Regions from separate parts of the Homo sapiens genome. Here region 2 is linked to region 1. Evidence: chromatin loops called from intact Hi-C (ENCODE). Cell type or tissue: natural killer cell. All regions are shown on one strand.

Region 1 (8,000 bases):
TTCCAGCACTTATTGATAATGACAATGATAATGATGATGATGTCCCTGGCTCTGAACCAATATTTTATCACTTAATGAATACATTTGAATACTGTCTGGGACACACTGGGGATTTTCCTCTGCTGTATTTCCCTTCCAGTAGAGAAAGAACCAGGATTAGACCACAGAGCCCAGTCAGAAATTTACTTGGTGGCTGGTGGTGGGGTCACTTAGATGCTGATATTTCCCTGGGATGAAGGTAAGAAGGAAGGGGTGAAAGGAAGCTTGGTGGACTCTGGCTCATGAAGACTGGCTGATGGGTTCAGGTTATTGCCCTTTTCCCAGCCTGTTTCGGGGAGGTCAGGGAACAAAAGCACCATGATGACTTTGGAAAGAAGGAGAGGTCTTACAGGGTCAGAGGGGTACATTAGCTGCAAATTTTTCCACTATGTGGCCTCCTAGAAATAACTGGAGTACGGGAATTAAAAAACTCAGTCCTCAGCCTTCTTCTGAACCAGCTGAGTGACACTGGGCAAGCCACTTAACCACTCAATGGCTAAAAGTTGTCGCTGTAATCACAGTGCCATAGTGCAAATCAAAACTAGGTAATACATGTAAAATCTCTTCACAATAAAACCCTTTCCATGCTCTGTGAAGTGATATAGATAGCAAAGCACTGTTCCCATTGTGTTCTGGTCACTTAGGTGTCCTGGAGTTTGCTGCATCAGCTATTTGGGCAGGGCCCTTGTGAGCAGCCCCAGGTCTAGCATAGAGCCTGGAAGTGAGCATTGTTGCGTGGGTTTGCAGCTTATGTTGCCTATAATTTTAGCTGTGAATGGTGCTTTTGTCTCTCTTGAAATCAGATAAGAGCCTAAGGGAAACAAGAACTTTCCAAGATACTGTCATCTATCCTTTCCCTCCACCAGCTGTAAGGTAATAATCAGAAGTTCCTTGAAAATGTTGATTTTCCTGCTGGACATCTGCTAGAACACTCCCGCCTGTGAACGCCCAGGACAGATCTGAGGGGGGCCCTGAAGGGTTGTGCATCATCCACAATGGCCTTTGCCTTTTCTATCCTTTGCAACTATTTCTCCACACCTTCTTTTGCACAAGACTGTAGCCTCTGTTTCTCTTCATTCATCATGATAAAATCCAAATTGCCCAATAGCTGCTACTGTGTAAGAACAGCTCTTCCTTCTTCAGAGAACCTTCCTGGACCACCTAGCTTTGGAGCTAGCTGAACTTTGACCTACCCCCTCCTACTCAAATCCTGTAAAGCATTTCATGTTCCTTCCCTAAGTTAGAAAGCTTCCTTGGAGTTTTCTCATGCCTGGCATTCTGGAGCAAAACTATGTTAATGATGCTGTAGTAATTTTCCTAGAATCTGGGTCTGAGAGGCCCAGATTTTTTTTTTATGGCAGTGGGTGCTAGGATGGGGTATTTCGTATTTTCAGACTTTTCTTCCATTGTCAGTAGAAAAAAAGACATATTTCCTTCTGTCCTTGCTGTTGTAATCATTTAGATGGCTCTGGGTCTTCTATACCAAATTACTATCGTTTTGTTATAGAATCAACTTCGATGACTGATCAAGTCTTCAGCCTTGTTTTAGACAAGGCCAGGACTAGGATAAGGTTAGTGAAGCACTTGCTTTTGAGCACAGTATTTAAGGAGATGGCCAAAAACTCAGTAACCAAGATAACTAGTATTTTAATGTGTCTTTTAAAAATAGACACTAATGCAAAAAAAATCCATGATGAGCAAAATATGATAATTTTAAATAAACCTGAGGTCAATATTATTGAGTTTTCTTTTTGCTCCAGGCTGCAATGTAACCTGGCATAGCACTGGCCTGGGATATCTATTTCTGATAGGTTTCCTTCATCAGGGTCTTTTCTGATTTACCAGACTGCTTCATTTTCTCTGTGGATCACGTACCTCCAGTGGGAGTTTCCCTAAGCCACAGCACCCTCAAAAGCCTTCAATGTGCTCTTCTCCTTCCTTTACCCGTGACTTCATCCTCATGTGCGTAACGGCAGCAGCCAACATTTCTCGCCAATGTGCCAGGCTCTGAGCTAAGATCTTCACATTCATTGTCAGCTAACCTCACAATGTGCACAGGTACCAATTCAACAGGTCCTGGTATTATCCCGGTTTTATGTTTTATAGCTGAGAAAGCTTCAGAGCGATGCTATCACAGCCATAGGTGGCACAGCTAGTGCACAGCAGAGCCACCCTCACCCACCCCTCTGTATTGCTCCTCACAGTTTCAGTCCTCAGTCTTTTCTTTCTTCTCGCCATTCACGAATCCCGTCAGTATTCACTTTCCAGGACCTGTCGACGTTTCTCTTTAAGAGCTTTCTGTTGGATTAGAAGCTCCACTGAAATTCATCTTGCTGAAATGCAAAGCTAGATGAAGGAACCTCAGAGAGAAAGCATTGATCCAAAGCAATTAATTCCCTCAATTTGCCGAATAGGAAACGGAGTCCTGGAAAGGTGATACGATTTGCCAGCCTTCCCTGTTGATGACGCGGCAGGATCACCTGCTCTGCCACTCTGCCTTTCCCCTCCCTTTCCACCAGACTCCAGCTCCTCTCCATACAGGACTGGGACCCCCAAAGTGTCCTGCCCACCCGAAGTTTTCCTCTCAGGCCTCCGGCTGTGTGCTTTGTTCCCAAAATTGCTCCAATTTCCTCCCCTTCGAGCCCACTTCCTCCCTAACCCCCAGACACAGGCATTGATCTCTTCTTTTGTGCTAGGGGTTTTGCTGATATTTGTAGGTGGCCCTCTGAAAAACATAAACAAAACTGGACCTGACTCAGAATAAAGTGGTAAAGCTGGAGGGAAAAGGGGGATGGGGCCCAGCTTCGGAGAGAAAATTACCTCCAAACTTTAGACTGCTGGTTGGCTTCCAAGTACAGTGTGTGGGGTGGATCACCATCACTAAACCAAGCCCACCTTTTAGGGGAAGGGGTATTATTCAAAACACCTCTTTATCCTGACCTGCCAGGACCAGTTCCCCTCCCCCGTGCCAGCTGTAGTTACAGCCCTCTGAGTCAACAAAGGGGTTGGGCTTGTAAGACTTCATTTATAAGCACCTAAATTCCCTTTCACTTACTCCCAGAAGCTCATTAATAGATCAGTTGGTCAACATCTTGGAATGTGCCTTGGAAAAGGATAGGATAGATGAAAGGAAAGTTTCCATGAGAGGAGAGGAATTTAAGGCCAAAGAGTAGCCTGAAATGTCCCAAGCTCTCATTAGAGATTGGCAGGCTCAGTTGTTGCATTGCTACACATGGTTCCTAAATTCCACCAACAGAGAAAGGTAGTCAGAGGTTTACCCAAAAAGACTGTCTGCTGGTCATGTTACTGCTTATGCTGGCAAATGATTAATAAGTTGGGAAGAAAAAAACCCAAAAGATTTGTTATAAAACATTCTGTGGAAACTTGGGGCAGAGATTGCACCCAAAAAATCAGCGATTTCAAGTTAATGGTGATCAGGTAAAGGAGATATTTTGAAGTAATGTGATGCAAAGCTACTACCACTGATTACAGAGTTTGACATCACTGCTCCAAGGTAGGAAACAGGAGATCAGTAGGAATTCTTTACCTTCCTTCCACTTTTCAAATGGAGGCGAAGAATTAGCTTCTATGAATCCTTTAGCAACTCATAGCAAGAAAGAGCTTTTCTCCTTGTCCTGGTCCAAATTAGCCACAGGCTGGAGTTATTGAGAGGAACAGCACATTGAAGTTGCACAGAAAGTTGTTTTCAGGGAGGACAGAAAAAAATGGAAACTGAATTGGGCAGACCATGTGCCTCCCTAAATCCAAAATTAAATCCACGATACATAATCTGCCTGCCTTCTCACATTGCACTGTGCTGGGTGGCCAAACATACCAAGGGGCTCCTGCTGAACTGGAAGCGGGCTGTCATCTTAGCCTCCATGAAAAGCTCATCTTTGAAAACTCATCTTTCCTTACGGGACTACTACATTTTACAAGGATTTTTTTTCTTCTAAATGCAATACATTGATGTTTACTTTTTAAACAAAAATGCTCATTATTGAATTTTTTTAGTTGATTCTACTTTTGCAGTTTGTGTAATTGACATCCTAGGTGACATGGAGATTCCTGTGGCTGCCTGACTCCAGGCAGTGGCTCCCAGAAGCTAGCAAGCAGAGCACACTGCCCAGAGTTGGGATATCAATACCCTTTGTGAAAACCACAAAATAGGCAATTTGAAAAGTAGAGAGAACTCTGAAGAGGAAAAAAGGTCCCTTGCCATTTTACTACTTTCAGCATTTTAATTAAAATGTATTTTTGTCAATGCAATGGTTGTTTCAGACATTTTAAGAAAACATCTTGATTCCAAACCCCGGGGTAAATTAAGTCAATAAACTTTTGAAGACTTGTGCCATGCTGCAGATGGACTTTAAAAGCCACTGGGGGGTGGGGAGAATGGGGGTTTCTAAATATAATAAACTTCCCAAAAAGGCAATTTCAAGCCTAACTGAAGTCATACTATTTTTGAAAGTGGAAATCCCCCTTTTCACCACACAACCCCGTGGTCGAGCCATCTAAGAATTCAGCTTCTGTGCCAGTGATAGGACAAAGCTCATCCTCTGCCGAATGCCACAGTCACTCCTCTTCCTTCCTGCCACCCACAGGGTCAGCAACAAGCACTATCAGTTAAACGTGACACCTGGTGTCTGCGGGCTGCCTCCGGTGGGAGCCAAATCCCACGTGTTGGTGTGGTTCCCACTTAAATAGATGTTTTCCTTTGAATCGTTTCTTTTCAACCTTGATTTCAGTTCTGTGCTAGTTTCTGGACTTTTGCCAGCACTTCTTCATAAAACAGCTTGTATTTGCTTTGAAAAACAAGAAAGGTTTGCATTTTGGAAAATATACTTCATACTTCATACTTCTAACCTTTACCATGGCCTGAAGGAAAAATGTAGCAGTTTCTTTCTGTAAATTTTAAATATAGGAAAGATAGCGGTCACTTTATAAAGAAAGCCAAACTTGTCCACATCCTTACACTCTTCCTCAAAGTTCATTTCCACATTCAATTTGGGTCGGGCTTTGTTTAGAGTGCCAATGAGCCTGCCTGGGCCACTTCTGCATTCTTGATGTTTGCAGCATTCACTGCAGAAACTGGCATTAAGACAGGCCTCTGCCACCCACAGCAATGCTCCTGCCACCTCCCTCCACTGTGCAGCCCCAAAGTGACAGAGGCTGAGGATCCCCAGCAAAGCAAACTGCTTCTGTCATCTGCTTTCAGGCAATTTTGAGGCACCTTTTCTTGGCTTATTTCCACTGCTAAGCCCTGACACAATATAATATTTCAAAAGCCCCTAAGTGCTGACAGAATACTCAAAATCACATTTTACAAAACCAAAGACAGAGGCCTCCCGCTGCTTATTAATGCCCATCATGATAATTCCTTACTTTGTCATAGTCTATGTATTTGTGTTGTTGTTAGTTTGTGTTGTTGATTTGTTCAGCCAAGGATCAAGCAACAGAGTGCAAGTGAGGCCACCCAGCGAGGGGGAGAAGGTGCAGCCTCTCAATCTACAGTGTACTTCTAAACATTCACTTTTTTTCTGATTATATAGGTAATTCACGTTTACGTGAGAAATTTTGGGGAAATTTGCAGAACATTAAGAAAAAAAAATTATTGCTCTAGATCATCTCCCCAAAATTGCACCTCAATATTTTGGGAAATATTCTTCTAGCATTTTTTTCTATGCCTTTAAATATTCATCACCACCACCCCCTGCCCCTCTCCTACCCCACTCCTCCAGTTGGGATCATGTTAAACATACTGTTTCATAACAGTATGTCTAGCACACTGTTATGGTGTAGTGTAATTAGTTTTCTGTCATTTAATTTGATCCATCTTTTGTTTCATTTGTTATTATAAAAACCCAGAGTAATAGCCAGAGCAGATGTTATTAGCCCCATTTCACAGATTAAGAAAATGATCACACCTGTAATCTCAGCACTTTGGGAGGCCAAGGCAGGCAGATCAAGAGGTCAAGAGATCGAGATCATCCTGGCCAACATGGTGAAACCCCATCTCTATCAAAAATACAAAAATTAGCTGGGCATGGTGGCACATGCCTGTAGTCCCAGCTACTCGGGAGGCTGAGACAAGAGAATTGCTTGAACTTGGGACGCAGAGGTTGCAGTGACCCAAGATTGCACCACTGCGCTCCAGCCTGGCGACAGACTGTGACTCCATCTCAAAAAGAAAAAAAGAAAAAAAAGAAAATGAGACACAGAAGTGCCTATACTAAAGTCATAGCATGGTTAAGCTTAGGTCTCCCAACTGCCAATAAAGTGCTCTTTGTCTACATCAAATTAAAGGGAGAGAAAAGCACAATGTAGGGGTCCTCAATATTCCTTTGCAAGAATAAGAGGCATTAATGATAGGTCATTGACATAATGACTCCTTAGAGAAGAAAAAAATAATATTTTACTACTATAGCAATAATGGCACTGATTTACAAATGACAGAAAATACAATGTTTTCAGGAATTTAAAAATATTTGGGAAATGTTGGTGAATATATGAAATTTTCATTCATTGCTGGTGGGAGTGTAAATTGACACAACCACTTTAGAAAACTGGTAAAACATAATGAACATCCTAACACACAGCATTACCATTCCTTGGTATATAACACACAGCATTACCCAACACACAGCATTATCAATCCTTGGTATATACCTAAGAGCAGAGCAAGGTTCAACAAACTATGGTGTACAGGTCAAATCTGGTCTTTGTAAATAGCACTTTATTGAAACACAGCTACATCCATTTGTTTATGTCTTCTCTAGAGCTACTTTGGCACTGCAATGGCATAATTGCGACAGACAGAAACCATATGACCCGTAGATCCTAAAGGATTTACTCTTTGACCTTTTACAGTAGAAATGTGCCACTCTCTCTGCCTGGGAGGATAAATGCATATATTCACAAAGCAGTATGTTAAAGAATGTTTATAACAGTTTTACACACAATTGCCAAAAACTGAAACCCACCCAAATGTCTGTCAACAGTAGAACAAATAAATCTTGGTATAGTTATACAATGGAATACTATACAATGATGACAAAGAACAAACTATTGCTTTTTTTTTTTTTTTGAGATGGAGTTTCGCTCTTGTTGCCCAGGCTGGAGTGCAGTGGCGCAATCTCAGCTCACTGCAACCTCCATCTCCTCAGTTCAAGCGATCCCAAAGTGCTGTGATTATAGGCGTGAGCCACCATGCCCAGCATTTTTTTTTTTTTTTTTTTGAGATGGAGTCTCACTCTGTCGCCCGGGCTGGAGTGCAGTGGCACAATCTTGGCTCACTGCCACCTCCACCTCCTGGGTTCAAGTGATTCTCCTGCCTCAGCCTCCTGAGTAGCTGGGATTACAGGCACCCGCCACTACACCCATCTAATTTTTTGCATTTTTAGTAGAGATTGGGTTTCACCATGTTGGCCAGGCTGGTCTTGAACTCCTGACCTCATGATTCGCCCTCCTCGGCCTCCGAAAGTGCTGGGATTACAGGTATGAGCCACCATGCCCGGCCAAACTATGGCTATCTACAAAAGTGATATATTTCACAAACATAATGTTATACAAAGAGTACTTACAAAACGATTCCATTTATATAAAGTCTAAAGACCAGTCAAAAATTAACATATGGTGATCCAAATTAGAATATTGGCTACCTTAGGGTGGTTATTGACTGAAAGGAGGCATGAGAGAGAGGCTTCTGGGGTGCTGGCAGTGTTAATCTGGGAGGTAAATAGGGCATGTTTATTTTAAAATCCAACAAACTCTATACTAAAAAGTACGTTATACCTCAAAAGAAATTTAGAAAACTTGTGAAGTATGAGAAATGGTCAGAAGAGATGGTAAAGGAATACAGAAAAATCTATCGTAATGTTGTCAGATGTAATTATTACCACTATATGATTATAGACGTCTCTGATTGGACAGAATAATGTAATAGCATTTTTGTTAGCAAA
Region 2 (8,000 bases), 210 kb before region 1:
CTGTGATCCCTTCTGGAAGAGTTTGCCTAGTTGTGGACTCAGAGGCTGCCATTGATTGCAATGAAAATAATTTTCCACTTGACAGTGATAAAAAAAAAAAAGTATTACAGCCTCCAAAATAAAGCATGGAAGAGAGATAAGGAGTTTGGGAGATGGGTTTCCATTTTAAATACGATGCTCAGGGAAGGTCTGATTGAGAAGGTTCCATTTGAGCAAACACTTGAAGGAGGTGCGGAAGAAAGATATGTAGCTATCTTGAGGAAGATCATTCCAGACATAGGGAACCACAAATGCAGAGGTTCTCAGCCATGAGTTTGCCTGGCCAGCTCCAGCAACAGGAAGGAGGCCAGTATGACCACGTGGAGTGAGCAGGGTGGCAGGAACTAAAGTTCGAAGTCACACGGGACCTGTCTTTCCAGGCTCTATAGGTCATTGGAATAACTTTGGGCTTTTACTCTAAGATGGTTTTCCACTGGACAGGAAAGTGGTCAAATTTATATTTTTATGTGATCAGTCTGGCTGCTGTATACCAGAAGGGAATAGAGAAAGATTGTGGAGGTCAATTATGAGACTACTGCAATGAGCCAGGCAAAGGTGACCATGACTCAGATCAAAATGGTAGCAGTAAAGGTGGTAAGTAGTGATGAGACTCTGGTTATGTTCTGAAAGTGAAGCCACTGGGATTTGCTATTGGATTGGATGTGGGGGAGAAACAAAGGGAGGAGTCAATGATGCATCCAAGGATTTGGGCTTTAGCAGCTGGAAAGATGGAGATGCCACAAATGCAGGAGGGAGAAATTTGGGAGAAGTTAGTATCATTTTACAGAAGAAGGAACTGAAACTTAAATAACTTATCCAAACTCACATAGGAAATGAGTTATTCAAGTCAAGAATCAAGCCAAGCCAGGCCATTTCCAAGCTCATGCATGTGTTTTCTGTCTCTCAAGTCCGTGAGAAGAGTATCCAGGGAATAATGGGAGCTGAGTAGATGGAGCAGCTAATTCTGTCTGCCATGGGGTTCAAAGGTTTCACAGAAGAAAATGTGCAGCTTGGCCTTGAGGGGTCTGGACCAGGTCTGGGAGAAGGGCAGGTATTCCAGATAGAAAGGAACATGGATAGGACTGAACAATCAATAGTGTAGGGAAAATTCAGAGGTTTGAAATGTCACTTTATAATTCTGTAAAGCTGTCTTATTCATGTGAACATAGGGTCATACTGCAGCAATATTTCAATATGTATTCAGTGAGTAGCTAACTCTATTATTGCTAGATGTGGGAATACAATGTTTTCACTGTGCATTTATTATTATGCATATAAGCATGCGCAAAGATGGGGTCTGCATTGCCCCTCTGTTGAGAAGGAGGCACTGCCAGGTGCTGCGGACATTGCACCAGAGTGATGCAATGAGGCTGGTACAGGGACAGTAGAAAGAAGCTGGAAGATGGAATGGGCAAAGGCTTCTGCCTGGTGAAGAGCCGCTGGCACTGCCACGCACAAGAAGCAAATAGAGAGGATGAAATCCCTTCTCCCTCCTTCTGCCTTCCAGTCTCTCCTCACGGTCCTTTGGGGCAGAACCCAACTGGGAGCTGACATGGAGATAATAGGGATATCAGAGTCCAGCCCAGCATCAGAAAATTGAGTATTAACAGCTTAGTCTGGAGCTGACAGACACTAGGGTATCAACCACTAAAGCAGTAAAATAGGCATAATAATACCTGCCTTAAAGCCAGATTAGATTTTATGTGTAAAAATACAAAGCGCTTTGTATTGAAAACAACATTATTGACAAAGGCTATGGAAGGTTTATTGGGCTGGTTGTAGAGGATCAAACTGATGTATAGGATGTGGACAGTCTGCTTTTTAGCCACTAACTTGTACATACGTAAGCAAATAAGATAAAATTGACTTTAACCTTGAACTTCCATTTTGGAAAAGTGTCAAACTGCTTTGTTATAGATGCTTGTAAACAGGGTGAAAGATGTCCAATGTCCTGATTCTGATGACTATGCTTGTGAGAGCCCCTCCCCCCGACATGTAGGGCAATTTTCTGATTCTGGAAAAATCTCATGTCCTGGCTCTGGGAAAGGAGCTATCTCAGACTTGCTTCTGCTCAACAGGGAGCCTGAAAGAAGCTGGATTATTGGATGAGGTTGCACATGTATTGCTGGAACACGCCTATTGGGAAAAACCACTTTGTGTGGTGTTTGTTGTTTATGGTAGACACTGATATTTATATTTGACTTTTTTTCCGAGTAATTTTGCCACATAGCTTCTCAAACACATTATATTTCCATTTCTATTGGTTCGGGTCACAGAAACAAATCCTGTATTAACATGTAGTTGATCCCCAAAACTTTGCCTCTGAATTATGACATTTATCTTTAAGAATTGTTACTTTTGTTTTCCAAAGGGACCTTCACTTTGTATTTCATGAGATTCCATGTGTTACAGATTATATTGATTTACTAATTCTACAAATAATAATTGAGGGCTTACCATGTGCCTGATCCAACGCTAAGGGATCAACCAGAAAGTGATTGTCCTTGCCTTCATGGAGGTTATAATCTATTGAGAAAGAGATTATATATAAACACAAGAGATAGATATATAAACACACAAACACAAAGGCTCTCTATGAGGAAGGACTCTGTGAACTGGGATGAAGAGCATAGGAACTGAATTTAGCATATAAGTTTAGAGAGATCTCCTAAAAAAAAAATATTGGAATTGCAACCTATAGGACATGTCAAGCCCTTGATGGGTAAGTGGGTGTCTTGGCAGAATTGAAGGTAGAGGAGAAGACTACAAAGTGGTCAGTCAGTATGGCTGAGATGCAGTGAAAGGCCTCGGTGAGGCTAGAGAACAGCCAGACCCTCCCTGCATGCATTTTATTCTAAGGTCAACAGGAAGCCTTGGGGGACTTAAAAAATGGAGGGACATATTCCACTTTGACTTTTGTGTGGAGAATGGATGATGGTGCAGAAGTGGATGGAGGAGTTTAAGAGGATGCTGCAGTGGTCCAAACAGTGTCACCCTGTGTCTGTCTCCAGGGGTGGACATTCACATAGAGAGAGAAATTATCATGGCTTAGACTGGGGGAAGAGTGGTAAAGATACATTGAATTAGATTTGACCTCTATTTTGGAAATCTGATCTGCAAGACTTGGTTATTGATTGCATTCAAAGGAGGATATTCCTGGGTTCCTTGCTTGAGCAATTGGATGGATGGATAAAAGAGTTTCTGGATGAAAGGACTTGTGACAAGAGAAAAATGAAGGAAAAAGAGCCAAAAAGGATGTCAGGAATGAACGGCTTTCTACAACCAATCAATATATGTGCACACAATTAAAAGAAATGCACTCCTATATAAAAAGGACTCATACACAATAATTGTTGGTAACAGACCGACTCGTGGAAGACAGTATATATCCTTTTATTAAAAACTGAAATTTCTGTAGCAACAACTTAAAGTAGGGCCACTAGTTTTTCTCTACAAACTTATCTTGGTGAATTCACTACCATTTAAAATAGTTAATGCCTCTTGGCTTTAGAAATGGGAAAAAATCTCTAGGAACAATTATTTAATACATAATTTCAAGGCATATAAAAGGTAATCCTTTGGTGTCAATTTGCTCAACACAAAGTCATAGTTATTTACATCTTGGAGAATAAAGAGCCTTTGTTAGAGATGATCTGTGATTTTTGAAGATCATATTGATTCAGAAAATGGCAGAGTCAATATTGGAATCCAGGGGAAAATAAGAGTTGAAATTCTTGAATGAATCAGGACAGATGATCAGAATTACCTGGAGACAAAACTATCCACTTTCAGTTTTCAATAATCCCACCTGGCTGTCTATGCTCCCCAGAGTCATTGAAATACTGTTCCATGCTTTAATTTAATTGTTTGGATATGGTCATAAGCTTTGTAATAAACTCTCTAATTTAAATAGATCAATAAGATCATAATTACAGGTACTCCTTTAACAGTCTTTACTGTAGACCATGAAATGACAGAGAAAAACTTTCTATGATAACTAACTGCCAAAACAAAACTAAAACCTTCTAATTTGATTTCAAAGATATTTCCCAGTGTTAATCATGATAGACCAAACCATTAACTCATAATGGGATAAGGCTTTAAACATAGAAACTGTCACTCACTGAACCTGACCATAGAATAAGTGGCTTCTAACATTTTATTTTTAACATATCTCGGCTTAACATAGGTTATTTGTCACATGAAAATCCCAGCTGATGATGCCTGCAGATGAAAATAGGGTGATGAGAGTTTGGCCTTTGACATAGCAAAGCTCTGTTTATGGAGACACTGCTTAATGGTTCAGAGCGCAGACTCAGGGCTTAACTATCTGGATTTGAATTCCAACTGTCCCCTCTTACCACCACCAAATTTCTACCAGTATGATCTTCACTAAGTTGACATCAACAGTCTGCACTTTGGTTTCTTCATCAGTGAAGATAATAATCTACCCAACCCTAGGGTTTTGTATGGTTTAAGTGAGACAATGTGTCTAGAGGGTTTATGACGTGCTCTCTCCATGTAAGTACTAACACTCTGGGTGACTGTGTAAGAGGTGGTGTTTGTTTGGGTTTTAGCTCTTCATAAACCAACCACAGGAAGATGTGGTGACTTGATACGAGCAAATGCTTGTGCGGAATACTTTTTCAAACCATTCCTTGGGTGTATTAGAACCTAACCATAAACAATATGAAAAGCCCCACCTTTCAAAAAATTTGATGTTATTTGGATCCTTTTGACTGTACTATTTTTAACTTAGCTGATGAATGATATTCACATTCGAGATGCTTATCCCATTTAGGTATTATTTGAAGAGCTTGGAAAAGCAGTAAATGATGGCTTATATTTTAAGAATTAATTTTGTATTTATCATGACAGTCATATGCAGAGCCCTTGGCAAGCCTTATGGAAGAGATGCAAAAATCTTAAAATATGATTGCTTAGGCCAAAGTAGCTTATAGTCTTATCGGAGAGGTGAACATATATTCAGAAGATAAATTGAACCAAGCTGGGGGATGGCAGTGTTAAGTATAACTAAAATTAAAGTTCTCCAGTCTCAAATGCCAAATTACAATGCTGGAGTTACAGCCTTCCAATTACTTTTAAGCCCCATGGATATGCCAGAAACAGAGACTCCTCCTGGGGCCTGAGGCAGTAGGTATGGACAGGAGAGCAGGTCTTATAGAAGAGGCGAGGCTGCTTTTGAATTCCATCCAATGGTGTGGCAGTGGTGGGGTCTACCTATTTGGCTGGCCTTGGAAAGTAGGATAAATATCAGGGATATTTCTTTAGTACATTCTGATTTTTAGGAGCTTATTATTTCATCAAAGAGATGAGTTGTATGCCTCCCAAAACTGATCATTTCATTCCCCACGTAAAGCCCTTTAATGTCTTTCAGGACAAAACCACAGTCCTTAGCAAAGCATATAAGATCTTGAAGACTTGTTCCTGCCAGCAATGGTTAGGGGTGCTTTCATCTGCAAGTAATAAGACATTCAATCAACAGTGGCTCCAATCAGTGCTTCTTAAGCTCTAGTAAACCTTCCAATCACCAGGGCTTCTTATTAAAATGCACATTCTGATTTAGGAGGTTGGAGTGGGGGCCTGAGATTCTGCATTTCTAACAAGCTCCCAGGTGATGCTGATTCTGCTGGTCTAAGGCAAACTTGTGAATAGCAAGAGCTTAAAAAGACCTTTAAAAGATGGAGTTTTCTGCCTCTCACATAACAAGAAATCCGAAAGTTGTTCTACACTTGATTCAGAAGATCAACAATGTCATTGCTCTGGGATTGGCAGATCAGGGAGTAGCAAATTATGCCCCAAAGGCCAAATCTAGTCCAACAATTGCTTTTGTAAATAAAGTTTTATTGGAACACAGCTCTGCTCCCTTGTTTATGTATTGCCTATGGCTACTTTCGCACTAAAATGTTGGAGCTGTGACAGAGACCATATCACCCACAAAGCCCAAAATGTTTACCTTCACCTGGCCCTTTATGAAAATAGTTTGCTGACCCCCAGCTTAGACATCATTATTTGCCTCTGATCTGGGCACCTCTCCTCTCTAAACTCAGTGAGGACTCTGTTAACAAGGAAGAGAGGGAGGAGGGAGCCATGTCTGCAACGTGACTCCTCTCACTCACATCCTGCCATCCTTTGGTGTAGACTCACCTTGCAGCCATGGCAACCACGGGCAGTTCCCCAAAGGCATCATGCTTCACTGTGGCTTCAGAAAATGCCATGTGGGTTTTGAGGACAATGAGATCAGAATGTTTGCCTTAAACAATATAAAGGCTGAGACGCTGGGCAGGTAACTATGGGGACGAAACAGAGGGTGGCCTCAGGTTCCAAGCTAAAGCATTTGGACTTAAAAGTCATGGGGGTGGGCAGTGGCAGCCTTGGGGATTTGAAAAGCATAGGGTCAGTTTAGTGTTTTATGCATGTAATTCTGAGAATACTGGGCAGATAGCCTATTTATTAGTCTGTTATGACTGACATGAAATACCACAGACCAGGTGGCTACAACCACAGAAATTTAATTTATCATAGTTCTGGAGGCTAGAAGTTCAGATCAAGATGCTGGAAAATTCATCCTAGCAAGGCCCTCTTGCTGACTTGTAGATGGCCGCCTTTTCTCTGTGTATGAGCAGAGAGAAAGAGTAGTGTCTCATCCTCTTCCTATAAGGACACCAGTCCTATCAAATTAGGGCCCCATCCTTATAATCTCATGGAACCACAATTACCTCCAAAAATGCTCGGTCTCCTAACACAGTCACATGGGGTTAGGGCTTAAACATCTGAATCTGGGGTGTGTGGGGACATAATTCAGTTCATAACAGCTGCTGGAGGGAAAAATGTATGCAAGGAGACAAGTTGGACCTACACATGAAGTATTAGAGACTGAGAATACAAGCCCTGATCTAGAAAATTGGGCTCTAAGAATGGAAAGGAAGGAATGGGTGACAAGACAGAGACTGTTAAAAAAAAAATCAGTAGGTCTTGGTAACTAAATGAATTCAAACAAAGAGTGATTGTGTCTGACAGCTGTGTTTAAAGCCTAGTGAGTAGGGAATGGAGTCACAATTAACAGAAAAATGAAGACGTGGGAAACAAGAAAGTCTTTGGGCAAATGTAGTGGTTTGGGATCTATTTAGTCTGAGGTGAGGTTATCCAGGTGTATTTGGAGGACTATAAATTCTTCCCTGAAGTAAATACTACCTAACACACCTTTTATCAGGAAGTTATGAATATTGAATTTTTTTCAAAAGTCATTGCACCCTTCCCTTGAGACCCATGTAATTACATGTAAGAATGAATGTCAGGTTCTTCATTACCTATCCCCATCCCTACATACTAGGATTTTAGCCAACTTCTCTTATTCTGATGAGTGGGGATGAATTTATCACCATGACATGTTACACATAGGATACTCTAAAGAAATAGTTAGTGGAGATTCATTCACACATGCATTCAAGCAATAAATATATAGTAAATATATAGTTCTGGGCACTAGGGATTTTTTTTTTTTTTTGCAATTGCAAGATTTAATAGAGTAAAAACAGAGCTCCCATACAAAGGGAGGGGACCCAAAGGGGACAGCCATTGCCGGCTCCGATGCCTGGGTTTATATCCCGATCATTGTCCCTCCCCCTGTGCTCTCAGGCAATAGATGATTGGCTATTTCTTTACTTCCTGTTTTTGCCTAGTTAGCATTTTAGTGAGCTCTCTTTACTACCTGATTGGTTGTGTGTAAGCTAAGTTGCAAGCCTCGTGTTTAAAGGTGGATGTGGTCAACTTCCCAGCTAGGCTTAGGGATTCTTAGTTGGCCTAGGAAATCCAGCTAGTCCTGTCTCTTAGTAGCCCCTCTCAACAGGAAAACCCAAGTGCTCTTGCGGAGGTTGGCTGACGACAGCTCTAACTGCTTCCTGCTGAATTGGGGCATAGTAAGGGTCGTGCAGTTGAAA

What was found. Peaks named below come from ENCODE experiments on the same cell type or tissue, not always from the same donor. Only the 100,000 strongest peaks of a DNase experiment are listed, where the experiment ranks them.
Region 2: a loop joins it to region 1, with 3 times the contacts of the local background. A loop is called at or near these places in 6 of 110 quality-filtered maps.

The regions. Positions count from the first base shown.
Region 1 is chr6:137,923,351-137,931,350 of GRCh38, forward strand. No RefSeq gene overlaps it. Among named protein-coding and RNA genes, the nearest start is that of LINC02865, 18 kb to the right of the region's middle. RefSeq lists enhancers at 2,330-3,529, 4,375-4,614. In natural killer cell, no CTCF peak of the experiment used is centred here; DNase peaks (open chromatin) are centred at 4,611 and 5,111; H3K27ac peaks cover 819 bases.
Region 2 is chr6:137,711,362-137,719,361 of GRCh38, forward strand. No RefSeq gene overlaps it. Among named protein-coding and RNA genes, the nearest start is that of LINC02539, 24 kb to the right of the region's middle. RefSeq lists a silencer at 7,460-7,666. In natural killer cell, no CTCF peak of the experiment used is centred here; DNase peaks (open chromatin) are centred at 4,570, 5,560 and 6,230; H3K27ac peaks cover 3,013 bases.